2 separate regions of the Homo sapiens genome follow, and region 1 is linked to region 2. Evidence: read pairs that join two places in POLR2A ChIA-PET (ENCODE). Cell type or tissue: PC-9. All regions are shown on one strand. Links, peaks and the distances in the headings refer to the core of each region. The heading gives the core; the rest is flanking DNA. Region 1 overlaps FRMD5 (FERM domain containing 5). Region 2 has its middle 96 kb from the start of TRIM69.

The links. ChIA-PET counts read pairs that join two places held together with the same protein. Peaks named below come from ENCODE experiments on the same cell type or tissue, not always from the same donor. Only the 100,000 strongest peaks of a DNase experiment are listed, where the experiment ranks them.
Region 1: POLR2A ChIA-PET joins it to region 2 with 9 read pairs; 1 of 35 experiments calls an interaction of 5 or more read pairs at or near these places.

Annotation. Positions count from the first base shown.
Region 1 is chr15:44,075,383-44,092,374 of GRCh38, forward strand. The region is part of intron 1 of FRMD5 (FERM domain containing 5); the gene reads right to left. Among named protein-coding and RNA genes, the nearest start is that of FRMD5, 110 kb to the right of the region's middle. In PC-9, for the core only: no CTCF peak of the experiment used is centred there; a DNase peak (open chromatin) is centred at 9,559; H3K27ac peaks cover 63 bases.
Region 2 is chr15:44,826,106-44,839,044 of GRCh38, forward strand. It overlaps the pseudogene SORD2P. Among named protein-coding and RNA genes, the nearest start is that of TRIM69, 96 kb to the left of the region's middle. In PC-9, for the core only: no CTCF peak of the experiment used is centred there; a DNase peak (open chromatin) is centred at 4,866; H3K27ac peaks cover 1,048 bases.

The DNA.
Region 1 (16,992 bases), core at 7,141-12,140, 750 kb before region 2:
CATAGTTTATTACAAATATTAAAGGAGTTAAGGAGATGTAAGTTTATTAAGCCCCTATTTCCATCATTAAAAAAAAGTTTCCCCTCTTAATTTAAGTGAGTCCTGTCTCAACCTTTTTGACATTTATAATACAAAACACTCCATTGTAAATACTCAAATGATGGTATAAATATAGGGAATTTCTCCCTATTTTAGACAGTACTTTCCTTTTAACTTAGGGTTTAGCAAATCAAAGAAAACAGGTATGTATGTAGCCATGGAAGCATTCAGAGTTGCCTCCCCTGCATATTCTCTGTTTGACTCATTTTTTCTATAGACGTTCCACAGGAAAAGGAGTGTTCCAACTAAAAACCAAAAAACTATCCAAATTCAATTATTCACTCCCCTGATATGAGAGCAGGAGCTCGTGAAAGCACAAGTCCCGACAAGCAGAGGAAAACACTCAGATAAATGAAAAGCTCTATGATTGCCATTCTAACTGGTGTGAGATGGTATCTCATTGTGGTTTTGATTTGCATTTCTCTGATGGCCAGTGATGATGAGCATTTTTTCATGTGTTTTTTGGCTGCATAAATGTCTTCTTTTGAGAAGTGTCTGTTCGTGTCCTTCGCCCACTTTTTGATGGGGTTGTTTGTTTTTTTCTTGTAAATTTGTTTGAGTTCATTGTAGATTCTGGATATTAGCCCTTTGTCAGATGAGTAGGTTGCGAAAATTTTCTCCCATTAAAAAGTCAGGAAACAACAGGTGCTGGAGAGGATGTGGAGAAATAGTAACACTTTTACACTGTTGGTGGGACTGTAAACTAGTTCAACCATTGTGGAAGTCAGTGTGGCAATTCCTCAGGGATCTAGAACTAGAAATACCATTTGACCCAGCCATCCCATTACTGGGTACATACCCAAAGGACTATAAATCATGCTGCTATAAAGACACATGCACACGTATGTTTATTGTGGCATTATTCACAATAGCAAAGACTTGGAACCAACCCAAATGTCCAACAATGATAGACTGGATTAAGAAAATGTGGCACATATACACCATGGAATACTATGCAGCCATAAAAAATGATGAGTTCATGTCCTTTGTAGGGACATGGATGAAATTGGAAATCATCATTCTCAGTAAACTATCGCAAGAACAAAAAACCATATACTGCATATTCTCACTCATAGGTGGGAATTGAACTATGAGATCACATGGACACAGGAAGGGGAACATCACACTCTGGGGACTGTTGTGGGGTGGGGGGAGGGGGGAGGGATAGCATTGGGAGATATACCTAATGCTAGATGATGAGTTAGTGGGTGCAGTGCACCAGCATGGCACATGTATACATATGTAACTAACCTGCACAATGTGCACATGTACCCTAAAACTTAAATTATAATAATAAAAAAGAAAAGAAAAAAAAAAAGCTCTATGAACAAGTATAGAGGCTTTCTGGTCTCCAGACTTAAAATGATACCTCTTATAGTCATCTCTCAGTCTGAGATGTCCAGAAATGGGTATCTTAGAGTGACCCACAGTTGTTACCAAAAATCTCAATTCAACCATCACATGTATTCTCAGAAATGCCAGATTCATCTGCTTGGCTAGCACAGATTTATTCTTGGATATAGACTGCTATAGGGAAATGTTGTGATGTCTGAAATAACAACACTCTCGCCTTGATACTTTCCCCAGAAAACATTTCTTTTGCTCACTCTCTTGGAACATTTTCCCTGGGGAAATCTATAAGTCAAGCATAACAGGTTATGACATATCCATGTCAATGGGTAACTGAATACATTTTAGGAATAAATTGTCATTACCTATCATGCCTTAATGTTCATGTAAATCAAAGAAACTACTTTCCACTTAAAACACACAGAAACTATTATTTTTCCTTTTCTTCTCAAGAGCTATGGTGTACTACTCTGGAGTAGGAATATTACTAGAGTAGCTTGAGGATTTGTTTGTTTCTGAGAAAAATCATTACAAAGAAATGGGCACTTATTTAAAATGTTCTTAAACACATGGAGAATATATTCAACTGCATTGTCAAAAAACTAAACCAAAACTGTAAGAGATTACAAAAAGAAATGATAAATAACTGCAAGATTAAAAAAGAAGACAACAATGACTGCAGCATGCTTAAGTTCAAAGCAAAAGAAATTTGATAATTCAAATAAATACAAATATTGATGGGAAAATACTAACTTTTTACCTTTTAATAAAAATGAGTGAATCCAGAAAATTCAAAAAAATGTGATCACTAACAAATTTAGTAAGCACCTTTCCTTCAAACAGATAGGGGAGGAAACGAAGTGACTGGATGTATGAAGTAACTAAGCCAGAAAAGTTCCTTCAAATACTACCTATTATTGAACAAGAAAAAACAGACATAAAATTCTTATTAAAATTTCACTAAAAAACAATTATCAAACATCTGCTATGGAAAGTAACTGTGCTAGATTACATGAAGCTCATGAAGATGAGAAGGACTTATCTAAAAGCTCTCATGATTTATACATCCTTAAATAACAAAAGGTAGCCCCTGAAGATTTGGATTTTTACAGCTTGTTAAAGTGGTTAAACTATGTATATTTTTTATGTCTATATTACATACATATCTTATACATTGCAGAATAAAATCCCCAAAGCTTATTCATTTACAAAGCAAAAAATAAGATTATTGAGAATGGGTGGGAGGGGAGTCAATCTAAAACCTTTGCTAAAGGCAAATGCTGAATAGCTGAATGCTTTCCAATCAAACTTTTAAAAAATTCAAAAGGCATGATAACTGTTTTTTCAAATGTGGTTTCCTTCTTTTTCTCTACAAAGAAAATATCTTTTCAAATTCTTTATCCTGTAATCTTTTATTCCCCCTAAGGGTTTAAATAATACCATGTAGCCCTATACTGGCTTAAATTATCAGACCCTGCCATTTATCCTAAACTTAGATGAACTAGAGAGGATTACTTCAAAAGGAGTTTTTATATAAAAATGTCATAGAGGACTTCCTATAAAATACTTCAAAGACCACAAGTAAAAGTATGTTACTGTCCTATAATTCACATAGAATCTCAAGAATCCCAGAGTCAAAACAATCTTATAAAAGAAAAGCAAATTGATGTCTCACATTTCCTGATTTCAAAACTTACTAGAAAGCTACCATAATCAAAACAGTGTGGTACTGTACTGCATAAGAACAGACATATAGACCAAAGGAATAAAATAGAGCCCAGAAATAAAACATTATGCTATGAGAAATAAGCCAATGGCCAAATTATTTTTCAACAAGAATGCCAAGACCATTTAATGGGTAAAGGAAGTCTTTTCAACAAATGGCTTTGGGATATCCACATGCAAAAGAATAAACTTGGATCCTTATGTTATACAATATACAAAAATTAATTCAAAGTGCATCAAAGATCTACATATAGGAGCCCAAACTATAAAACTCTTAGAAGAAAACATAGGGAAAAAATTTCATGCCATTAGATTTGGAAATTTCTTAGACCACCAAAGCAAAAACAGATAAATTGGACTTCATCAAAATTAACAAAGGGCACTATCAAAGTCTGCCAAAGGACATAATCAACAGAGTAAAAGGCAAGCCACAGAATGGGAGAAAATATTTGCAAATCACATATCTAATAAGCAATTGACATTCAGATATATAGAGAACTCCTATAACCCAATAACAAAAAACATCCCAATTAAAAAATAGGTAAAGGACTTGAATAGATATTTCTCCATCAAAGATAAACAGATGGCCAATAAGCACACGAAAAGATATTCAAAATCACTAATCCATTAGGAAAATGCAAATCAAAATTACAGTGAGATACCACTTCACACCTATTTGGATGACTATTATCAAAAAAAAACCCAAAACAAGGTAACAAATGTTGTCAAGGATATGGAGAAATTAGAATGCCTGCACTTTCCTCGTGGGAATGTAAAATGGTGCAGCCACTGTGGAAAATAGTATAGTGGCTCCTCAAAAAAGTAAACATAAAAGTATCATATGATCCAGCAATTGAGCTGGGTGCTGGTCTACCTGGCCTGTAGTCCCAACTAAGTGGAAGGCTGAAGCAAGATGATCCATTGGAGCCAAGGAGTTCAAGGCCAGCCTGGGCAACATTGAACTTGTCTCTTAAACAATAAAACAAAACCCATCTGGGTAAGTATACCCATATGATAACTATACCCATATGATCTAGCAATTGCACTTCTGGGTATATACCCAAAAGAACTGAAAGCAGGGACTTCAATGGATATTTGTACACCCATGTTCATAGCAGTATTATTCACAATAGGCAAATAGTGGAAACAATCCAAATGTCCATTGACTGATGGATAAACAAAATGTGGTATATACACAAAATGGAATATTGCTCAGCCTTGAAAGGAAATGGAATATTATTCAGTCTTAAAAAGGAAGGCAATTCTAACTCATGCTACAAGATGGATGGACCTTGACAACACTATTCTTGGTGGAATAAGCCAGACACAAAAGGACGAATATTGTATGATTACACTTATATGAGGTATCTAGAATAAATTCACAGAGACAGAAAATAGAATGGGGAGCTACTATTTAATGGATACAGAGTTTCAGTTTGGGAAGATTTAAAAGTGCTGGGGATGAATGGCAGTGATGTTAGCACAACAATGTGAATGTTGTTAATGCCACTGTACTTTATACCTAAAAATGGTTAAAATGCTTATGTTATATATATATTTTACCACAACTAAAAAAAGTGAAGCATGTGACTGAGGCTATAAAGGAATAAGAAAATAAAACTTTTTATCTCCTTTAATTTTGTTTGAATTTCCAAACCCAATTTTAAATTAAGAGTTCATATATGCATTCTTTGTCTTCCAAAATTTGACAGTACTGTGTTTTACAATCTGTCCTTGTCATAAAGGGTTTGTAGGTATATGGGATTATGTACGTATATATAACAATGATCAGTTCTCGTGTGTGCCTAAAACACCTGAATTCTACATTTGCAACCCAAATAAATGATAGCTTTGAGAAAACACTCCATTTTTGTATGTGTATCTACATTTCTAAATCTACCTTTGAAGTAATCAGAAATGGAAAGTTTACATTTCTCTACTCAAAAGTTGATGGGAGAGGTCCAAAAGGCAGTTGACTACTCAGATCTGGGGCTTACAAGAGAAAATGAGACTAGGAAAAGACGTTTAGGAGTCTTCAGACATAGGAGTATTATTTTGTACCACTTTCTGGTATGCTTATTGTTTGTATACTTGTCTCTTTCTCCATAATAGATTATACACTCTTAAAAGGCAATGAAACACCTCACTCAGCTATTTGTTCCATGCAGCATTAGCACATCATTTTTAACAGAACAGGTAGGTCTTCAATAAATTTTTTAAAAATTGAACTGAATTGAGTCCTAGACAGAGAACCCTCAAGTCTTTCTCCAGCTGGTCTACCTAGATGTGAAATTTATGAATTTCCTCTAAATCTTGGCTAATCATTTTGGTTCATTTGCAAATGGAAGGTCAGAGGTTTGCGACTAGGCCATAATGCCTATATTTCAGTCTCCATTTTACTATATGAGCATCATTCAATAAATAATACAAATGAGATTTTTTTTGTTGTTGTTCATTTGGCACCATACTCTCCTTGCATACCTACCCCACTGAGGATCATGGCATAGAGATTCACAGCCAAAAATAAGGCAGGAGGTCAAGGAAGGCTCCTTATGCAGGAAGGATATTCCCTCCTTCCCTTTTGGGAACACTTCAACTAACCCTATTTTAGTTTGGCTGCTTTGCCTCATTTCTAAAAAAAATTCATTACACTCCATAGCCCTTCCCTTGATGCCCTAGTTAATTAAGTTTACATAATTTCCTACTGATTAGTTTTGAACAGCTTGTTCTGGATTTTCTCTCCTTTAATTTTCTGTCTTTACTGACTGCTTAAAATCCTCAACTATGAACTTGGGAAAGTCTATGTGTTACCACAAAGTTCTCTGTTACACATACAGAAAGAAAAGCAAATCGGCATTGTGATTCATAAAGAGATCTGGGATCAACTATTTCAGGAAACAGAAACTTTTAGGTGGAATCCAGTAACAAGCCAGAAATAATAAACACCAGGAAGACACAAGTTATATTCTTTCACACACAAAAATGAACTATGGTCCAGTCGTTTACTTATATTTCACGTTTACTGAGATCCTATGGGATTCTTTCTCTGTGCTTTGGAACTCAGAGGATTAATAAAAAGAATTATTAATATGTATTTAAAATTATTGTTCAAACTGATTTATATCCTCCTCAAATAAAATTCTGAACTGACATTTTGTCTGCATTTTGGGGCCATAAATGAATAGCTTACAAGGTAATTTAAAAATCTACCCATTTTGGCCATTTTTGTGGCTAATGTAAATTGCGACATAACCAGTGAAAGTTTCTAATAATGGAAATAGTGAAAATTAACAGGTCAGCTGTGCCACAATCTGGTCCATCTGCTACATATAGACAGCCTCAGAGGACAATGAAGAAGAAAAGTGAACCCAAAACGTCAACACCAATATCCTAAGGCCTTTCATGATCCAAGAAATGGCAATTGGCTGTGAAATTATTCTGAGACCTGCTTTTCCCAAAAATTCTTTCATTTTCTTGGTACTTTAGGGACAGTAGAACAATTTATTTTCAAAAATAAATTGAATTTTTTATTTTTATAAATACCAAAATTCTTATGACTGTTCAAAATTTCACACAAATTCTTTCTTGCTCACATTAACTCTACAAAACAAAGGTAAGGGTCCCCATACGCCACTAGCTCATATCGGAACACAGAGGGGAAAAGTTGAGTTTAAAGGTTGCAGCAAATCTCCTTCAAAAACACTCTATCTGCTAATCGAGAATAAGTCTGCACTGGCAAAACCAAACTAATATATTTTTAAATGTATTCTCAAATGACTTTTCTGGTGGTGAGATACTCTCCACCCCATATATTGAACTATGCTAGGTCAGCCAGTATTCTTGCTATGTGACAATCAGTCCTCCTCCCTGGAGAGACCAGGTGTTTGATTTCTGGTGATTTTGTCCATAATTGACAGCCAAATATGCTGTTTTGTACAAATTGCATTCAGTATTCTTTCATTTCTATTGAAGACTCCCTTGTTTTATATGCCAAGAAATTCTATGAGACAGGAAGTTCCTTTAAAATTTGTTTTAAAAAATCAGTTTCCACAAACAGTCTGAAGATATTTTTTTAACTCAGACATACATAATCATTTCCTAAAAGCATAGCTGAAGGTCATATTACACAGTGATGAGATGTCAAGGAAAGGAATACATACATTTCAATTTGCAAGCTCACAAATAAATGTTGGTACTTAGAGGAAAAAAATCACAGGCTTGGGAATGAAAGATAAGATATGAAACACTAGCTAATTGGCTAATTCACAAGGATAGCTTCTCCTTGGAACAAGCATAATTCCTATTATGATAAGCACTTTGCAGGTGTACTGAAGGAAGAAGAGATAAAGTTTGCCAATTAAGTCAGTGTTTTCCCAAGTGAATTCTGACTCCAACAATGGTACCAAAGGAGTGTGATGCAATTATGAACCTAAATTTCACAGGATTTTGTGCTGAAAATACTCTGTACGTGATTCACTGAAAGTGCTCATAATTCATGACAAGCTTCTCAAACACTTTCTGATTATATGCCTTAAAAGACAGATTAAAATGCCCTTCTTTTACCTTTGGACCTCAGTGGTCATATATAAATATCACAGGATATTTCATGTGATTTTTAGAAAGTGAAAAGAGAACTGGAAATATGCAAATATCCTACTCTCTTTGGTATGCTAGGAAGAAGATGAAGACATGTAATCTCACAGGACAAATCTATATGGTCCCATTTCTTCTAAATGCATCCACTAAAGCAAGAAAATTTATTTGATAAACTCCTCTTAAAATATTTAAAACAAGGATCAAGATTAGATTTCATTTTCTCATGCCAGTCTTGCATGGTTACTAATTGTAATATTTTAATGCTATGTGTTTAAATTTGGAGGACAGAATTGCTGTCCATTCATAGTCTGGAACAATTGTTTCTAACCTCTGTGATCCTGCTCAAGCTTCACTACTGGCTGATATACACCTAGCCGAGCTTCAACTGAACCCAGGATTTTTTCCCCCACTGCTTTTATTTCATTGTTCTTGAATGTCTTACTGCTTTTACTGTTATTGATGTTAGAAGTTACAATGCCTTGCTGTTTAATGCATTTGTTGTTTGTGTTAACCATTCAAGACGCTGAGATAAAAGTGGACTTGGAATAAAACGGGACACATGGGATCAAACTATGGAAATAATAAAACATTCAAAAACAATGATAAAAGCAAACAGAGAAAAGACATAAAGACATACACAGTTTAAAAGCCATTGTGTGTTAAATCAGTGGTTCATTCAGTTCAATATCTTCTTTCTGTCAGCAGCACCAGGGTAAGTTTTGTAGTAAAGCTTGTCATTTGTACTGTTTGATCTTATCCTCAAAAGGCTTGAAAGGTATCCTGAACATACCTACCTTTCATTAATAATACATTAAGGATGTGGTCATAACCTAGTCTTGGACCTGTCAGTTTTTCCATCCAGTAAATTATTTTTATCTTAATTATTAAAATGAATAATTCCATTATTTGTCTTAAAACAATAGGGAATCTAGTTCCAACTCTGCCACTGACTGGCTATTTGACCTTGGGCAATGTTTAATAACCTCTGTATCTGAATGTCCCACCTATATAATGAGGCGGCTAATCTCAAATTTTATGTTTTGACTACCAAATTTCAAGAAGATGATAACACACCTATCTTTACATTATACATACCCCCTGTTTTGCAAGCTGTAAACTTCTTCTCCCTTTGTTTTCTCTAGCCTTCAAAGAATCAATCTCTCATGGTAGAAAGAGACCGCAGAAATCACCTAATACAACCCATGGGATGCCTGAATCACCATTACAGAATTCCCCACTACCAGTCATCTTGCTCCTGTTTGGATACTATTATTGTTGGAGAGTTTTATGAACTCCCGAGGCAGCCCACTTTATTTTCAACTAATGCCAACTGTTAGAAATTCTTCTGATATGAATTCAGATATAAATGTTGATATAAATCTATCTCCTTGCAACTTCCTGGTTCTTCCCTCTGGGGCAACACAGCACAGACTTAAACCTTTTTTGTATATTATCCACATGATAGACCTTCTAATACTGGAGGAAGCTGTCACATTCTTATAAGTTTTCTCTCTTCTCCAGGCTAATAATCCTTTAGCTTTTATTCCATTGAATTGTACACTTTAAATTTAAATTGTACACTTTAAATGGTATGTGTTGTATCTCAAATTTGTTTTTTAAAAAGAACTATAGAAATGTAAGACACTTCAATTGTTATATCTCTAGTGAAAAACTGACAGCAGCTCCAACAATACATCCCTGAGCTATGAAACTCAGAGGCCACCATTCCCCATGGGCAATTATAATTCTGCCAAAAGATCGTGACTTTGATATACAATCTGGGGAAGCAATCTGGGGGTGTGGTATAAACCACATCCAGATATCATTACACACAAATGACTGTGATCTGAGCACCAAGAGATTTACCTATGGAAATCTAATATGGCTACCAGGAAATGTTCCCCTACGTACAAACTTCACTCAGCAGCTGTCATTTATATAGATTCTTATTTGGCAATTGCAACAATCAGTTTGTTGTGAATTTTAAAAGGTGAACAGGTATTCCAAATAAACAATGTGGTTTGGAGAATATTCATTAAATAGATATTATATAAGCACTATGTTCTAGAGCCTAGGAATATAAAGATACACTGAACTCACTTCTAGCCCTAACTCCTATTTGAGAAGCAAAGTGGAAAGACAGGAGATTAGACAAGAAATATAAAAAAGACTTATTTCTGTCAATAGGGTAGACCAGATAACCTAAAAAGCCTCTGCCAACAAAACTCAAAGAAACTTCAGAATAAAATATAGCAAACATTTTTTAAAAATACATAGCTAAGTTTTCAAGAAGATAAGGCAACGACTCATAGGTCAAAGTAGAAAAATTAAGTAAGAAAACAGAAGAGAAAGCAAATGACCTGATACTATGGCAGCCCTGTGGGTGGTTAGGATGCCAATACTGGTCTTGATAAGGAGCCACATAGGGCAAGAGAAGCCAAAGAGGGGTATCTCAAACCAAGTCTGGGCATTATCTTATAGGCATAGAGAGTTGTAAGAAAATATAAAATAGGGAAGCAATGGTTAATTTTGCATTTTAGAAAAATTACTCTACCAGCAGTATGGCTAATGAATTTTGAGGTAACCAAACCTGAGGAAGAGAGACAAGTTAAAAGATTATTAATAATCACAAACATTTATTGAGCCCTATTATGCAATCAGAAGGCTAAGAGCTTTATATGTATTATCTCAATTATGACAACCCCATATATACATTATCCTCTATCTTATCAATAATGAAATGGAGACTTGAAGACATTAAATAATTTGCCCAAATCACTTAGCAACTGGTTAGGTAAAATATACTAAGAGTCTGATGGTTTGAATGGAAATGGAAGCTTTTTTATTATCTCCTGTCATATTCAGGAGATAATTTTAAAAGGTAGAACCAAGAGGGCCTGAAGACTGCAGGAATGAGAGAAACAGAGGTGTTTAATAATGATACAAGCAATAATATCCATATGTGTTATACAATATCTATAAAATTATACAAGGGATATTAGAGTTTCCTCAATAAACTAAACATAGAACTACCATATGACATAGCAATTCCACTTCTAGGAATACACTCAAAGGAATTAAAAGCAGGTGTTCAAATACTTACATATGAATGTTTATAGCAGCTCTATTCATAACACCCAAAAGATGGAAACAACCCAAACATCCATCAACAGATGAATGGATAAACAAAATGTGGTATATTCATGCAATGAAATATTATTCAGTTGTAAAAAGGAATAAAGTATTAATACTTGATACAACATGGATGAACCTTGAAAATGTAGTATGTTAAGTGAAAGATGCCAAAGGCCACATATTAGATAATTCTATTTATGTAAAGTATCCAGAATAGGCAAATCTACAGAGACAGAAAGCAGATTAGTGGTTGCCAGGGGCTGCAGGTAGGAGAGAAATAGGAGTGACTGCTAAGTGGGTTTCCTTTTGGGGTGATGAAAGTATTCTGGAACTAGTGAGTGATGAGGTTACATAACACTGTAAATGTACTTAATGCCACTGAATGATACACTAAAAATGGTTACATTGGTAAATTTTATATTATGTGTATTTACCACAATTTTTAAAAGGTGAATATTGGCCTACTGATAGAGTACTTCCATGGATGGAGATATTTAAAGAGTAGGACTGATAGGGGTGAGGGACAAAGATTAGTCTGTCATTAAAAAGTAATAATCATGGCTTTTATGAAACATTTGTATTATAAAAGGGATACTGACCTTAAAATAAAGCAGTACTATGGAAAGGATTTCCATTCACTGTAAAAATCATCATCATTCATGGTCTTGATAATATAAGGGCAACACAGGACAACAATGGCTTTATCTGTTAGAAACAGATAAAGAGGTAGTCTCTGCCCTTACCAGTGTTTTTTTGTTTGTTCATTCTATCACCCAGGCTAGAGTGCATGGTGCAATCTTGGCTCACTGCAACTTTCGTCTCCCAGGTTCAAGCAATTCTCATGCCTCAGCCTTCCAAGTAGCTGGGATTACAGGTGTGTGGTAACACACCTGGCTAACTTTTGTATTTTTTAGTAAAGATGGGGTTTCAGCATGTTGGCCAGGCTGGCCTCAAACTCTTGACTTCAGGTAATCCACCCCGCCACAGCCTCCCTAAATGTTGGGATTACAGGCATGAGCAACCGCGCCCGCCCAAGTTTTAAAATAGAGTAAGTAGAACTCACAAAGAGCCCTACATTATAACACGTAATAACATATAAACTTAAGAGTAATGCAGTCAACATATGCAATGAATTCAGAGGAGAAAGTAGTCAAGGCAGGTTCCTTTGAAATATATGAACCAAAACATTACGGCACATTCTAGTGCAGTAGTTTAAAGTATAGGTTTTCCTGCAATATTGAACTTTGGCTCCACCACATACTACCTGCCTGAACCTGTGCAAGTTACTTTTCCTCAATGTCCTTACCTGAAACATGAGAATAATAATAGAACCCATCCCAAAATTGTTGTAAGGATTAAATGAGATATACATACACATATTTATTCATTTATTTTAAATGCTTAGAATAGTGCCTGAAGCATAGAAAGTGCTCAGTAAATATCAGCTGCTATCATCATCATCATCATCATCATCATCATCATCATCATCATCATCATCATCCCAGGCATTGAAGAAGGAGTAAATTGCATTTAGGAATAAAATTTGGTGTTCCAGCCCAGCAATGTTCAAACTCTTTGGGGAATGCAAATAAAATCAAAATTGAAAGCCCAATAGTTACACTGAGTTGAAGTAAAACTACTCTAGCTGAAGTAATTCCTGTATGGTGAGTCACATTGTCTGAGAATTCTGTCCTGGACTTACTCAAGGAGTCATTCATTATTCAGCATTTCGTGAACATCTACCATGTGCTAGTTTTTATGCTAGGCTGAGTGTTTAGAGAGGAAAGATATAGGTCCTGTTCTCCAAGAAAGTTACATTCTAGTTGAGATAGGCAAAAACTCCCCCAATTTTAAACATTTTTATTGAGATATAATTCACAATCCCACTCATTTAACATATAAAATTCAATGGTTTTTAGTGTATTCACAGTTATGCAACCATCATCACAATCAGTTTTAGAGCATTTTCACCATTCCCGAAAGAAACCATGTGCCCATTAGCAGTCACTCCTCACTTTCCATTAACTCTCTCCCCACCAGCTCTAAGCAACCCCTAATCTACTTTGTGTCTCTATAGATTTGCCTATTCTGAACATTTAATATAAACAGAATCATAAATATATGGTAAAAATCCAACAACTTTAAGACCACTCCACGATAATTATATTTATTTAAGTAATATCAGGACTTAGAAAAGAGAAATGATGCCCTGATTCTTGTTCCACATGTTTTGATTCCATGTGTGCACCTCTGACAGCTATCAACTGTTTCAGGTTATCCCTCCTCATGTTTTCTCTTCTTCCTTCCCCCAAAACCTTGGGTGTACAGAGAGGTACTCAGGACTGAAGTTAAGAGGAGAGAAAACAATACTGGAGGCTATCAGTTATTCATTCCATACCATATGCCAGGCACTATGATGTACTTTATATATGTGCTCTCCTTTAATTGTCACAATAACTCTGGGAGACAAAAACTACTAGTATCTTCATTTTACAAAGGAGGAAGCTGAGATTTAGAAAGGTTAACTAGCTCGCCCAAAGGCACACAGCCAGTGATGTCAGAGATGGGATCTGAACCCTGTTCAGTCTGACTACAAAGCCGTAAGACCCTAAGCCCCTAAACTGTTAAGCTCTTTCACTCAGTAGTGGTTTTCTCCTGACCCAGTCAAAGTGGCTTATTCTTCAAGGAACTCCTTAATGTATAATATAAATGGATTCTTAATATTGCTGATAAACTTTCATATTTATTCTCTATTTTACAGACTTACATTAAAAACTCAGGTTTCAAGAGAAAATAAAAGTTGGCCAGCAGACTGATATAATAGAAAGAATTTATCAGCACAGGAGGGGACAGAAAGATGGTGACTCTGTGTCTCCAGATCTATCCATGTTTCTCACATTTGTTTGCCCTCCCTTTTCCCACTCTACAGCATGAATGTACTTTATAACCTCAGACATGCTTTTAAATCTTTGTGAGTCCATTTTTATATATAGAACAAGAAAATAAACACCACATAAAACTATTAACGATGGTTTTAAGTATATGTGTAATGTGGAACTGACCACTCCTTGTCAGTACCAGAGTTTCCAGGAGATAAACAGGCATGTCTGCTTGTCCTTTAAAAAGTTTTTCAGGGCTGGGTATGGTGGTCCCCGCCTGTAATCCCAGCACTTTGGGAGTCCACATGGGAGAATCACTTGAGCTCAAGAGTTGGAGACCAGCCTGGATAGCATGGCAAAACCCTGTCTCTACAAAAAATACAAAAATTGGCCGGGCATGGTGGCATGCACCTGTAGTCCCAGGTATTTGGGAGGCTGAGGTGGGAGGATGACTTGAGCCCAGGATGCATAGCTTGCAGTGAGCCAAAGTCATGCCACTACAATCCAGCCTGGGCAACAGAGCCAGATCCTACGTCAAAAAAAAAGTTGGTCACTTCCTAATAGAAGGCATTTTATTTGGGTGGTTTTCTGCAGTCAGAGCAAGCAGAAGCAAAGGAACTGGGACATAAAAAACAGAATTTCAGTGAAAGATGTCTGTAGTGCATGTAGCCAGGTAAGTCAAGACATCAGAAGTGCCTATTATAAAGCAGGAACAAAGAGAAAGTGGCTGATTAGGCCTAAGGGCCTAATGAAACTTTGTCTTCCACCTCTCTCACTCTTTATCATAAAGAAAGAACACAGCAAAGGCCTCCATCACAGTATCTCTCAGCAGTGTACACCCTGCATGCACACACACGTGCATGCATGCTCACCTCCGTCCCTCACTTCACTTGAACTTAATCTATGTTTAGGGAGCTCCTACTTGAATTCCCATTTTAAACTTGTCTATCCTGAAGTTGAGGCCAAGAATCTGAAAATCTGTGGTATAGGTGAATGTTAGACACACCAGGGTACAATTTTAGATCCCATTTATAAGCTGCAAGGTCATAAGCAAGTTATTTAATCTCCTAGATCCTCAGAATGCTTGCCCATAAAATTACTGAGATGATGTAAATAAAATCCCTAGTGAGTACTGCTCTCTTTAGATGTCCCAATTGATTTGTAACTATATTTCAGAATATACAAGATTTAGCCACAATAGCTAGCTCAATATTTTAAAATTAAAGATAAAATGTTATGGAAGCCCTGTCTAAATTACCAAAGAGATGAATAACTACTTTTTTTTTTTTTTTGAGATACTTTCACTCTTGTCTGGGCTGGAGAAGAGCAATGGCGTGATCTCGGCTCACTACAACCTCTACCTTCTGGATTCCAGTAATTCTCCCACCTCAGCCTTTCGAGTAGCTGGGATTACAGGTGCCCACCACCATGCCTGGCTAATTTTTATATTTTTAGTAGAGATGGGGTTTTACTGTATTGGCCAGGCTGGTCTCAAACTGCTGACCTCAGGTGATCCGCCCGCCTCACCCTCCCAAAGTGCTGGGATTATAGGCGTGAGCCACTGTGCCTGGGCGAATAACTGCAATTTTCTTCTGACAATGTGCATGTTTAAATTAAGTCTTATAGTACTTATTTCCAAAGAAAGTGCTGTATTTTAATCACTCTATGTCCCATGTTTTGAATTTTTTTAAAAGACTACTATGAATCCTTACCATGACAACTAAATTCTTTCCATTACTAAAGCCTGCAAATACCCAATCTGAGAAAATGGGCAATTCAAGACAACCTAACACAACCAGCTTGGGGACCCTGCACAAAGAGCACTGTAACTATGGAAACACCTGTTAATGAAGTTACACTATAAATCACAGAACCTGTTCCATTATTCAAGTACCAAGCATTTGAGATCAATTTATAGCAACTGTAAGCTATTAATAATGGTATTCTATTTAATTTGTCAAACACAATTTTCTCTCTCAATGAAATCTTTAGGAAATACTTAAGTATTTTTCTTCAGGAGAAGAAAATGTTAAATCCACCTAAGTGTTACAGTATACCTGACTGGTGGTTTTTAACCTGTTTGTGAAACAAGCATTATGAAATCAAGCTTATTTAGCACTTGGCATATGTTTATGATATTATTTACATTTTACATATATAGCCTGATATATATAGATATATATGCACACACACACGCACATGCACACACACACACATATATATCCTGTTTCTTCAACCAGGTTAATAAATTCCTTAAGAACATAAAACATAACTTATAAGTCTCCTTATCACCAGTGCTTAGTGGAATGCCCATGATCCAGTCCTTAATGAATGCTTTCCTAACTAATTTTAGCTTCTCTTTTCTAAGCACAAGAGACTTTGGAAGAAGATAAATCACAGCACATTAATGTGAACAAGATTTTGTGATGGGAAAAATGGGAATCAGTAACTGAATGAATCTTATAGTGCTAAGTTCCAGAAGGAGGTATATAAGAAATACCCTTATATATATGGTGTCTGGTTCATTAAATACTCATCTTTTTTCCACAAACTTTTTTTTATTGAGAAAAGAAACTCTAGGCCAGTGCTAACTCTTATCTTAATTTTCTTCCATCCATGGGAATTTTTTTTTTAACTGACAGGATTTGCTTTTTCTCTAGAATTGTGTGCTGCCTGAGCCTCTACTCTCCTCTCTCCCTGCTTCCCCTCAGTCAAGAGAGGAAGGAAAAATACATAGTGCCTATGTATGAATTTAGGATAGAGGTGAGGCCTGACATCCTACATGAAATATAAACAGAGCACCTCACTGTATGACGACATGGGATGCAAGAGAAGCAGACTTTGAAGTATTTAAGTTTAATGCTCCCGATTTTTAATTTAAAAAGCAAGGGGAATAACTGCTTCATATTTTTCTCTCATAAAACAGTAACGTGTAGGTTTCTTTCTTTTGGTCGTCACTCTCTTTTGGGAATCTAGTCCCTCTGTTTTGGGAATCTAGTCCCTTGATTGAAAGGGTCTCTGCCTCTCCTGTATGTCTAGTCCTTCAGATTCCACTTCCACAATGTTCTACCAGTCAGCCTCCATCCTTTCTGTTCTAGCTCAGCTCAAAGGTCTTCATTAATTCTCAGCCAAGCTACCATATTCACCTCCAAATTGGTCTCACAGCTCCCAGTCTTCCCCTATAACTCATTCTATTTGGTGCTGCCAA
Region 2 (12,939 bases), core at 2,418-7,417:
AAATGGAATTGTCTAATAACCATCAATTGAGTATGAGCCTAGTTGAGTTGAGTATGAGTCTAGTATGGCATGCTAATCTTCTGGGGTGGGGGAAGTCCTGTGAGCTAACCAAACCCTCCTGGTCTCTGGTGAGGTCCACAAGTAGCAGTTTCCTGGTTGCCTGGTGACAAGGGACCGTACTTAGGGGTGGGGTGGGGCATGTTGGGGAGGGGGTCCTTCACTTGGCAAGTGAAATAACACAATTCTCAGAAGCTGTAGAAGAGGCAATCTTCAAACAGTGCTGAGTAGTCCTCTTACTTTTTCCACATTAGGGGAATGCAAACTGGTTTAACCTCACATGACATTTCCTTTTTTGTTTGTTTGTTTTTTTCATTTGATTGGTTTAAAAATTATCCTGGATCCAGGAAAGTGATGCCTTTTCTTATTCTCCTTTTATCATCAAAACAAACAGCCAATATGTCTCTAGAAACATTGCGTTCTAAACTGGAAGTGCTGACAAGCCTTCATCCCAGACCCTGAGTGGCAGATTTTCATGAAAATCAGCTTCTGGGCCAGTTAAGTCTTCATGAAGTTATCTTTTCATAACTCAGCCCTCATTCCCCTCTGGGTCAGTAGCAGTGGAACCAGGAAACCCAAGGGCCAGATTTCCTTCCTCAATGAAGGCACTCCAGGAAGAAGGGGAGTTCCTGGCACCTGCCTGCCAAACTCTGCTCTACTTGCTGAACTTTGCTCAGCATGAACAGGGCATTCTGGCTACAAGTTCCCCCAAACTATCCCAGATTGTATCTTTAAGGCACACCAATTCCTCTGCGTAAGGACTTCTGTTCACAATGAATTGTATTAGTTATTCTTAACATTCAAAAGAGAAAGTTCTGCATCAGAGCCCACCCATGTCCAGCCATTGTGCCCTGAGATCCCGAGACTGGGGATGAGGGCAGAGCCCATTAACATCAGGGATTCTGGTCACTGGGGTCACACTTGAGCATGATTTTCAACCCCAATCCCTTTTTAAATGTTTCAAAGGCCTCCAGAGCTTTCTCCAGAGGAAACCTATGGGTGACGAGGGGTTTTACATTCACAGACTTGGACGCAAGCATCGAAATCGCCACTGGCCACCTGTAAAAGAGCACGAGCATTATATTCAACCTTCAAGAGGAAAGAGCCAGGTGCCCCAAACTACCAAGCACTAGATCAGCTTGGCCGTATTTATTGATAGCACTGTGGTTCTGCAAAGCCAATTTTACAGGCCAACAACCCAGGAAAGGACCTTATGGCTTATGATTCAGGGGTACAGAGCCTATTTGCAATTGCCCCCACCCCTCACCCACCCGCTCACTCTGCCACGTCTGCCATGGAGCCTAGAATTCCTGTGGCATGAAGGTACGAGGCACATGGTGGAGGCCACTGGGAAAAGGCAGAGAAGCCGTGGGGAGGCAGCCCGGGACAATCCAGTCACACCCACTAACAGCTCAGCTTACTGGAAAACTGGCGCCCTGATGAGGGCAGGGAGTTACAGCCTCTAAAGCCAGGAGTAAGGGACACTGCTGGGGAGAGGGGTCCCAGCCAGAGGGCCCCAGCAGGGGAGAGGGTGGAGCTGCAGAACATGGGTGGGGCAAACTAAGACCCTTTCGCTCCCCAGGGTGGGCCCTAGGGCTAAGGAACGGAAGCCACAGGACTTGATTTCTTCCTTTTGTCCTCCTTTCTCTCCTTCTTCCCTTTAAATGGAGAAAATGGAGACCTGGTAACTTAAGAAAATTGGGGGATAAAGGGGCCTAGGGCGGATAAGCAGCAGACACTCAGTAAGACTATGCTTCAAAATCCCCTCCTTCCCTCCCTCCATCCATCCTTCTGTTCCTCCCATTCTTTTTTTTTTTTTTTGAGACAGAGTCTGGCTCTGTTGCCCAGGCTGGAGTGCAGTGGTGCGATCTCCGCTCACTGCAATCTCTGCCTCCTGGGTTCACACCACTCTCCTGCCTCAGCCTCCCAAGTAGCTGGGACTACAGACACCCACCACCATGCCTGGCTAATTTTTTGTATTTTTAGTAGAGACAGGGGTCACCGTGTTAGCCAGGATGCTCTCGATCTCCTGACCTCGTGATCCGCCTGCCTCGGCTTCCCAAAGTGCTGGGATTACAGGCATGAGCCGCCACGCCCGGCCTTCCCATTCTTTAATTGGGAGTGAGTGTTCTCTCTTTGGATCCCTGTTATATCACACAGCTATCAGTGTGGCCAGGGAGTGCCCCCCATGAACAAACAGGCAGAGACTCATGGGCCAGAGGCTGAGTGGGGCCTGCCATGGTCTTGCTGGAGGCTGGGCATCCCGGCTCACCCACAGCATACTCACGTGTTGCAGTATCGAAACACGCCCTTGATATCCACCTCCCGGATGGCTGCATGCAGTAGGGGTACGGTGGTCATCTCAGAGCCCAGCCCCACAAGCACGAGGGTCCCACCAGAGCGAGTGGCCTGTAAAGGAGGTAAAAACAAGAAAGCTCAGAAGATAAGAAATACTGACTTCCCACTTACAATAACATATTGTCATCACACAAGTATCTTCTGGTTGCATCAGCTGAGCATCCAAAAATTCCTGAGAATGTGATTTGTGTACACTGCTGAACTGCTCAACCTGCCAACCAAACTTAACTGAGCGGGAGAGTAAACACGGTTTTCTTTAAAGTGTATTGTGAAAACATACACTTAACCCATGGAGAACCAGGCACAGTGGGAACATCTTCCAAAGCTTTACAGATTCGGGACCCAATATTGGCTTCAGCCACCTCCACAGTCTAAGCACCTGTTCCTCCCCCAGAGCGCCCCTCCACAGGCAGCACTTTCATCAGAGCTGGAAGGAACCACTGGCCCTCTAAGCTCACCGGTGGTGAGAAAACTATAAACATGAGACAGATGGGCCACTTGTATTCTGTGGCTTAAAAAAGGCTTCATACATGCGTGCAGGCTGGCAGTTAGAAATCTTTTTGTTCCAGAGATGTTTACCTCAACAGTATGAGCCATAATGGGTTTTGTCTTCCTTGAATGTTTATCTGCCTTATCAGTTCCCCACTTGGAGTGGGTCACAGGCAGCAGTGAAATTTCTCCTGAAAATTTCCCCAGAACTCCCTGTGAGTGCTGTGCTTGTTCCAGAGCTTTCTGGGGATCACTGTGCTCAGTGCGGTGAGAGACAGAACAATGGATAATTCAATCATGCTGGTTGTTCATTATAGTCAGCAGCAAGCATTTATTGGGACCATTCTAGGTGCTAAACAGTGGAACTAGAGAAAGGCACATGTCACAGCCTCCATTTCTGAGATGAAGGATACACCACGATCACAGCCTCCACTTCTGAGATGAAGGATACACCATGGAGAGAGGCCTGTGGTGCCGTGAGCAAGAGGTGAACTCAGGGTTTGAGTGGTGTGGGAGTGACTCCCAGCGCTGCTGCTTCAGAGCTGTGGCACCCTGGACGTGCCCTCTCAGCCCATTTTCTAGGGAAACTACTTCCTTATCAGCACTTCCTCTCTACCTGGTGGTGAGGAGGAACACCAACTGGCCATTCCAAGCTGCCAAGATGCCAGCAGTTTGCTGACCCAAGGTCAAGGAATGCTGGAACCACCTGGACACTATCCTGTAGGTATGGCATCTGCATCAAGGATATGACATCAATTCTACCCCAAGGCATCTGCCATGTCTCATCACAAACACTATCCAGTCATAACCTGGCAGGACGGCGATGCTCAGATTTGTCCATATTTGGTCCAGCCACCTAGCCTGCTCATTGGCGGGGTGGCCTATAGCATTCTACAGCACCCGTCATGCGTGACGTCAGGAGAGACACTGCTTCAGGCCTGGTGAGGCCCATGGGTCACATTCACCTCCATGCCTGCCTCAGGTAGCCTGGCAACCAGGCCCCCACCATCAACAGTGGAAATGCCAACTGTTCCAAATGCTCTAAGGGCAGGGCACAAGAGGAAGGAGAGCCATGTCCTTTAAGTCCCCCAGCTTATACTGCCTCTCTGCGGGGTGGAGGTCACTTACCTGCTGACAACTTGAAGACAGCAGATGCAACCTACTCATGTCTTAGCCCTCAAAGTGCCCAGCACAAAGCCTGGCACATGGTAGGTGCCCAAGACATACCATGGGTAGATCAATCACACACAGATCCATTGTTCCTCTCTGAGCTTCGGCTTCTTTTTGCCCCTTCCCACATGGCGACCACTGCCTATGACAGTGAAGCAGAGGGCTGGCGGACTCCAGCTGAAACTCACGACACTGCCAAGGTGGCACCCGCTCCTCCCTCTCCCCCACTGGTTCCTCAGCTCCCAAGGCCGCTGGGCAACTTAGTAGGAGGAGGTCTAGGCAGCTCTGCTACTCAGCTTGGTGGGTCAGCCTTCCCTAGAATGTCTCATGTGATGCAAAGTGCCCTCCTGCTGTGAGCCTCAGAAGGAAGGAGGAAGCCCACGCTACCTGGGGAGGCTGTCTGGGAGGCAGGGACAGGAGACCCCTGTGGTGGCGGCTGCCTGCTACCCTCTCCAGCCCTGGCCCTGTCCCCCCACCCTAGCATGGTTGTTCGTGCCCTCCTTCCCTTCCTCTCCTAAGCAGCGGGGCAACTCAGGCACTGGGGCCTGGCAGGGCTGGGCCTGGGCCTGACTTGGCTTGCCTCAAACAAACCACAAATCCCTCAGCATAAAACGGTAACTGGTTTTCAGGGCTGTTGTGCAGATTAGGCCTCATGTTTATAAAGTACAGCAGAGAACCTGGCATACAGTAGGGCTTGGAACCTGGAAGTTGTTATTTTCCCTTCGTTTCCTCATACTTTGATCTGTCAGTGCCACTCCCTCCCACCACCTCCAACTTCCTGCCAACTTCCCATAAGTGGCTGGTGGGTCGCTGAGGGGCGAATCAGGCATTGGCAGCTTATCTGTTCCTAGGTCTGGGAGACAAAACAAGCAGTAGTCAGCTGTGACCCTGGAAAATCACCTCACCTTCATGACTAACTGAATGACTGTCACTTTATATCTATGACTAAAAGACTGCAGTTTTCCTCAATAAAATAAGACAGAGATTTCCCACATACAATTAAGGCATGGTTCCCTGTTTTTCTTCTTGATCTTTTTACCAAAACTACTGCACTTTTAACATCACAGATATGATCATGAAGCCAACTGCGTCCCCAAAGTGTGTGTCCTTAACATTTTTCAAGGCCCATGTATAGCTGTTATCTTGTGTGAACCTCAGATGGCCCAATGAGGATGTAAGGCAAGTTCAAGTACAGGCTCCACACTAGAGATAAGAAAACAGAGATGGCAAAAGATGAATAAGTTTGGCTTGGGGCTCACGCAGCAAGCTGGTAAAGAAGTTTGACTCCCTACTTCTGCCTCCTTCACTCCCCTACGCTGATTCCCCAAAGCTGCCCTCAGCCCACTCACGTAGATGCCTGCCTGGATGGAGGCCTCTGCCCCGTGCACTCGATGGTGACTTCCGGCTTGCACCCCAGCAGACCTTCTACTTTCCTGGCGATTTCCTGAGGGCTCTCCTTGGAGATCTGGAGGACTAAATCAGCCCCAATCTCCTTGGCTTTGGACAATCGGGTAGCAGACAGATCTGAAGGTAAAAAAAAAAAAAAAAATTCTTTCAAACAAGAGAAATCTGATGACTCATTAGGAAGAAAAGAAAATGGAGGTGTAAGATCTGATGGCAACAAAGCTCTCGTGCAATGGGTGGTGGTGTTGAGCCCAACACACATACTCTTCACACCAAGCTTGTCCAACCTGCAGCCCACATGCAGCCCAGGATGGCTTTGAATATGGCCCAACACAAATCTGTAAACTCTCTAAAAATATTATGAAATTAAAAAACAGTTTTGTAAAGTTCATCAGCTATCATTAGTGTTAGGGTATTTTATGTGGGGCCCAAGACCATTCTTCCAATGTGGCCCAAGGAAGCCAAAAGATTGGACACCCCTGCTCTACACCCTCATATACCCCCATATCCACCATACAGCTACACACACACACACACACACACACTCTCACACAAACTCTCTCTCTCTCATAGCTTCTCCTAACACAAAACACACACTCACACTCCTCTATATCTCCACAATCCATATGACACTACACACTCACCCCCTCCACACTGTCACGGATAACCTCTCCTCACACATGCACATACAGTAGGACCAGCTGTTTCCCAGTCAAGGAGATTGATAAAGAACAAAGTCTTACCAGTCACCACTACTTGAGCTGCTCCCATTGCCTTGGCCACGAGCAAAGTGACTACCCCGATTGCCCCTAAACAAAGCAAAAGATATAAGATTGTGAAATATTAAACATCTGCTCTCCCACTTGTCCAGGCCACGGACAGGAACCATATCTTTTGTGTGTCTCTAGCATCTATCCCAGTGCCTGGCATGATAAGACCTTAGCGGCTGTTTGTTGAATGCAGAAGAGAATGAATCCATGAAGAATTATTCTCTACATAAAATACGCTCCTAGTGCTGGGTTCTATTTAATCCTCTCAAACCTCAGAGCTAAAATTTTCCCACTTACTCCTGGGCACTAGTGGAGATAATCTCAAAGAACCACGGGATTCAAGGAAACACAAACTTACTCAGAAAATAAGAAATCTCAGAAGGTCTGGACTTGTTTTCCTGTTCTTTCTTTGCCCCTACCTTCGTGAGAACCCATCACACCTCCCCCAGAGAGAGACATATTCCTTTTAGGTGCCCTCTGAGGACCACCTGGAGAGGGTTCTTAAGTGAGCTGGCTCCCTGGGTTGGCCCAGGTGCCCAGATAGCCCCAGGATACTCAGGTATCCAAGGATTTGCCTGAGACACCTGCTTCCCCATAGTATCTGCATGCTATGTGACACTATGGTTTTAATATAAAAATCAGACCCACAGAATGAAAGCAATGCAGAATATCTTTGGGGGTTTACTTTTTGTACACATCCCCTAAGAACAATTTTGTGAGCTCCCTCAGAAAACAAAACACTGAAAAATAATACCTGAAATGTCCAACAAAGCATGATTAAAAAACTACATGGCTACTAAAAATTACGCCATAACTCTTTATCTATTGACATGGAAAAATGTTCACAGTATATTGATTTTTTTTTTTTTTTGGAGACAGAGTCTTGCTCTGTCACCCAGGCTGGAGTGTAGTGTTGCAATCTCAGCTCACTGCAACCTTCGCCTCCCGGGTTCAAGCAATTCTCTCACCTCAGCCTCCTAAGTAGTGGAGATTACAGGCGCCCGCCACCAAGCCTGGCTACTTTTTGTTTTTTTAGTAGAGACAGGGTTTCACCATGTTGGCCAGGCTGATCTCAAATTCCTGACCTCAGGTGATCTGCCTGCCTCAGCCTCCCAAAGTGCTAGGATTACAGGCATGAGCCACTGTGCCCAGCCTGATTTTTAAAAAAGAGTAGGTAAAGGAAGCGTATTTAGCATGGTCTCAGAAAAAACCAACTAACTAAAAGATTCTATACCCAAATATTAATAGTGGTTCTCTTGGGCTAATCGGTAATGGGATTACAGGTGAATTTCTGTGTGTGTGTGTGTTGGGGGCAAGGCATGCATGTGTGTGGTATGTGTGACTTATTTTCCTTTTCTATGGTAAAAAGGTACTGGATCCATGCAGATTTTTATAAGAATCTGTCACCTGAGTCCCGCAGTCTGCTAGCCCATTGTGGCAAGTCTATTCTACATCCATCACCCCTCTTAGGAAGCCGTGTGATCACTTATTTGGCCAGCCAAAGAAAATCACAAACAAGTATGAGGAACACCAGATCACACCCACAAGGAGTGTGAGCGTACTGTCTGGGTCACCAGAATGATTCGTTCTGAGGCTGCTAGGGCTTGTTCCAGATGGCTGGAAAGATGGCTGGAAACAGGGGATGAGAGAAGGCAGCTAGCTACAACCCTACTGCAGGCAGACTGCTGGCTCACAGTGGTGTGGGAGCAGACCACTGCTCACTCCTCCCACTGGCTGGGAGCAGGGTCTACCTTATTCATAGATGGGACTAGGCCATCACTTTGCTGGTATAATTTGAAAGTTCCAAGAGTTGCCCTTCCCTTTACTATCAAAAATATTTCTCTAAGGTGGAGGTTGCAGTGAGCCAAGATCACGCAAATAAAAAAATTTTCCTAGTTTCCCATCAAGGGTTCAAAAATAATCGCCAGATTAATTCCCTTTTTTTTTTTTTTTTTTTTTTTTTTTGAGACAGAATCTCGCTCTGTCGCCCAGGCTGGAGCGCAGTGGCATGATCTTTGCTCACTGCAACCTCTGCTTCCCAGGTTCAAGTGATTCTCCTGTCTCGTCCTTCCATGTAAGTGGGACTACAGGGGGCGCACCACCACACCCAGCTAATTTTTGTATTTTTAGTAAAGATGAGGTTTCATCATGTTGGCCAGGCTGGTCTTGAACTTTCGGCCTCAAGTGATCCACCCGCCTCAGCCTTCCCGAGTGCTGGGATTATAGGCATGAGACACTGTGCCTGGCACAGATTCATTCTTTTTGTTTGTTTGTTTTGAGATGGGGTCTTGTTTTTTTTGAGACAGGGTCTTGTTCTGCCACCCAGACTGGAGTTCAGTGGCACAATCATGGCTCACTGCACTCTTGACCTCCCAGGCTCAAGTGACCCTCCCACCTCAGCCTTCTGAGTAGCTGGGACTATAGGCACACACTACCACACCGGCTAATTTTTGTATTTTTTTGTAGAGATGGGGTTTCACCATGTTACCCAGACTGGTCTCGAACTCCTGGGTTCAAGTGATCCACCGGCTTTGGTCTCCCAAAGTGCTGGGATTATAGGCAGGAGCCACCGTGCCCAGCCAATTCATTCTTTAAATGAATGAAAGGGCTATGTTGCCTAGGACATATAACCCTAGTTAATATCATGTCCACAGATACTCATTTGTTTAGCAAAGTGCTAGTCACTGAGGGAATGGGACACTGCAATCCTCCTTTACCCAGAAGGATTCTAGAACAAATCTCAAGCCTTGGAGGGGGAATGAGATGGGCAGAGGGTTCCCTGAATTCCCAGTCAATGAACCCGCAACAGGGTGGCTTCTGTTTCTTACCAGCTCCACACACAAGGACCTTGTGTCCCAGGGTAACTCCGCCTCTCCTGCAGGCATGGATCCCCACAGAAAGTGGATCAATCAGGGCGCCTTCCTCAAAGGTGACATTGTCAGGAAGCCTGAGGAGTCAATTGACACACAGAGATCCTCTGAGTTAACTACAATGCTAACAATAGTATTATATATGCCCAACGTCACTGTAATAACAACAATAGCTAACATTTATTGAGCATTTATTTATGTGCAGAGCAATGTGCTAAGCAATTTATATACATTAACTCACGTAAATCCCTGGAATAGTTCTGTGGTAGGTACTATCATTCCCATTTTACAGATGAGGAAACAGGCGTGGTGGGTTAAATGACTTGCCCCAGCGGTCCAAAGCTAGTGAGGAGCCAAAAGCGTTCAAATTAGAAGCCAGATATGTTCTCATCACAGAACCCATGCCACAATGTCCCCATCTGAAGAAGGCAACATGGTTTTCTTTGGGTAAATCAATTCAGTGAAATGAACACATTATGTTTTCTTTAATGTGCTATCCAAGGTACGGTATGGTGGTTATCATTAATAAATGAAAAGTTTGTTTATTTATTTACTTATTTATTTATTTATTTATTTTTGAGATGGAGTCTCACTCTATCTCCCAGGCTGGAGTGTAGTGGCGCAATCTCGGCTCACTGCAAGCTCTGTCTCCCAGGTTCACGCCATTCTCTCACCTCAGCCTCCTGAGCAGCTGGGACTACAGGCGCCCGCCACCATGCCGGGCTAATTTTTTATATTTTCTAGTAGAGACGGGGTTTCACCGTGTTATCCAGGATGGTCTCGACCTCCTGACCTTGTGATCCGCCCGCCTCAGCCTCCCAAAGTGCTGGGATTATAGGTGTGAGCCACCATGCCCGGCCGAAAAGTTTATTTAACAAGGAGTTAATATGGCCACCTTCCAGCATCTCATCTGCTTCCCAAACTTACAGCCTTTTTAGTTTCACTTTAGCAAACAATCCTGACTATCACCAGTTTTGCAGAACAGTGATTTAGCAATGGGCATCACTCTGATAGTCGCCTCCCATATTATACATTCCAGAAGAACCACATCTGAGGACAGCAGCTGCCCCGCTGACCCAGGACCAGTTAAGATGAAAGGACCTGTTCCACATAGCAGATTAAATGCTGTGTCACCTTCACTCTGGGTTCTAGGTTTTCACTTCCACTGGCATCTTAACCCTATCAATAATACAGCTGATGACGACAGCAAATATCTGCATAAAGCTTTACAGATTAGGAAGCATGCTCATCCGTTATCTCATTTAATCCTCATGAAAACCATGTTAGGCAGGTAGGGCAGGCTTTTTTTAAAAAACATTTATTTTACAGAAGAGTAAACGGAAACTCACTGACATGACATTAAGAGAATTGCCAAGGTTATGAAGCTAGGGAATGAAGGCCAGACTTAACAAAGGTGTCCTGATTCCACATCCTCTGCCTGTCCCATATCAGCTCCATCCTGGTATGAGCAGCTGTGTAGCTAATATTAATATCTAATTTCTGCTAGTTCCTCACTGCCCAGGATTTACCCAGCACCCCAAATCTCCACACACAGGAACAGGAAAACCCTCAAGTTCCAAAAAGAAATAAATGTGACAGCCAAACCATGTGCTCATCCCCATGATCCTTTCAACACTGTCTCCAATCTTCAACAGAATAACTCGGAGTCCTCCTGTCACTGTCCCTGATCCTTGACAGAACTACTCACCAGGCCAATGGAGGCCCAGCTGCCACCCACCACCCCCTTATCCCTTCCCCTCGGCTTCTTTCCCATCACTTCCCCTACTCCAATCCACTCTCCTGCTCTGACTGCGGTCACACTCCTTCTACTCCCCCTAGAAGTATCCCTTCTATATAATAGGAAAAAGGTGAAAATGAAATTGTGAAGATGCCTAAACTCTCTTAGGGACTCCACAGGTTCCTAGACATGCCTGCCCTTCCACATCTGGGCCTCCTGAGGAACTCATAAGGGCTCTATGCAGAGGGTGGCTTGCGTGGAAACTACATCAAGGAGAGATGGGATTGGGGAAGGTGATGAGGGAAGATTGTTATCAGGAAGAATACTCTACTGATTAAGCAGATGCTGCCTCATCCGCCTGCACCCAACACAGCCAACTGTGTTGGAAAGCCACCTGGTGTGGAGGCAGAAGCATGCACAAGGAGTCCTGGAGGCCAGCCCCGCTGCCACTGACCTTGGGAAAACCACTGACTCCACCCTCCCCAATCTTGTCCAGTGGGGGTTGATGGAGAACGAGGATGAGAAGACTCCAAGTTTCTTCCCAGCCCCAACCTTTCATGCTTTATAAACACCAGAGAGTGATGAGGCAACTTGGTAGTTTTTACAATGGGGTTCAGGGAACAGTCCAAATTGGGTAACGGATGATCAAGAAGCCAAGGAGGAAGCAGGAAAATAGAAAGAAAATAGATACAAAAATAAAGAGGCTGTGGTAGTATGGGAATCCTAAAAAGACATCAGAGAGGAGGGCTTGGGTCTAGGGAAGAACTGGGGACACAGGCAGAAAGCCCCCTGGGAGGAGAAGAAAGGCAGGGCTGTAGGACTCCCCAGAGACCTTCCTCAGCACCCCCACTGCCACTGCCACTGCCAGCCAGAGCCCCATCATTCCCTATAAACCACCAGCACAAGGCTCTCTTTCAGGCCTACTCCTGCACCTCCATGCCCAGACCACTAGGCCATGACTATGGCATAGCTTGGTACCATTTACTGAGCACCTACTATGTGCCAGACCTCATGCTGGAGACTTGATATGCTTTTCTCATTGGATCTCATCAGTAATTCTGTGAGGGAGGTACCATTACTATTTCTATTTTACAGGCGAGGATATTGAGGTTACAAAATTTAAGTGACTTGCCCAAGGTCACACAGTTGTAATTGGCAGAGACCAGTGGGCTTCACCACTATGCTCTTCTGCCTTCCATGAAACTTTCGTTTGGTGTCTTGACTTGGAAAGGGCCCCAGAAAGATGGGCCCATTCAGGAACCACTTGCTGAAAGGTGTACTCTGCACATGTAACCTGCTTACTTCTAGAGCAGGTTCAGGTGTTGACTTAAACCCATCACAAGGTCTCTGGCCTGTGACTCCTCTCAAGGCTCCCAGTGGGCCCTAGAAAAACTCAGATCTGTCAGACTGCTCCTGTGACTGGCACCTGGCCTCCATCGGACAAGCCCCATCCTGGCTGAAAACCACCACTGAGGCCAGGCTGCGGTGGGGGAAGAATGCATCTGGGTTGGGTCAGGGGGAAAGCGGCACTTCGGCACCCTAGAGCTCCACGGCTGGGGCCATGGGGGGCCACGCAGAAAGGGAGGCACTTTGCTTCCTCCAGACTCAACTTCACAATTTCAGGGGTGAGAATTGGAGTAGGGTAGGGGAGTGGGCACAGGGCAGGAGCTTGAGACTCACAGAGACCCCAGTTTGACTCTTGGTTGTGCTCTGTGCCCAAGTCAATGAGCTTCCTTCTGCCTTGGTTAACCCAAAAATGGTGCCCACCTCAGCATTATTCTTGTGGAGATTAAATAAATTGAAGCATGCAAACCACTTATTAGCACAAGGGCAGGCACATAGTAATAATAATTATGACTCTCCATGCATCACCTTATTTAATATTTTGGCGATTAAATGAAACTGAAGCAGAGAAAAGTTAAATCATTTCTCCAAATTCACTTGCCAGGAGGGAGTAGATCCAGGATCCCAGAACTCAAGCCCTGGCAGCACACCACACCTCAGGAAATGTCAGCCGTTGCTGTCATGGTGTGTTGTTGCTATTGTCGAGGTCATTGTTGTTACAGGTTTCCTTTCTGGTGGT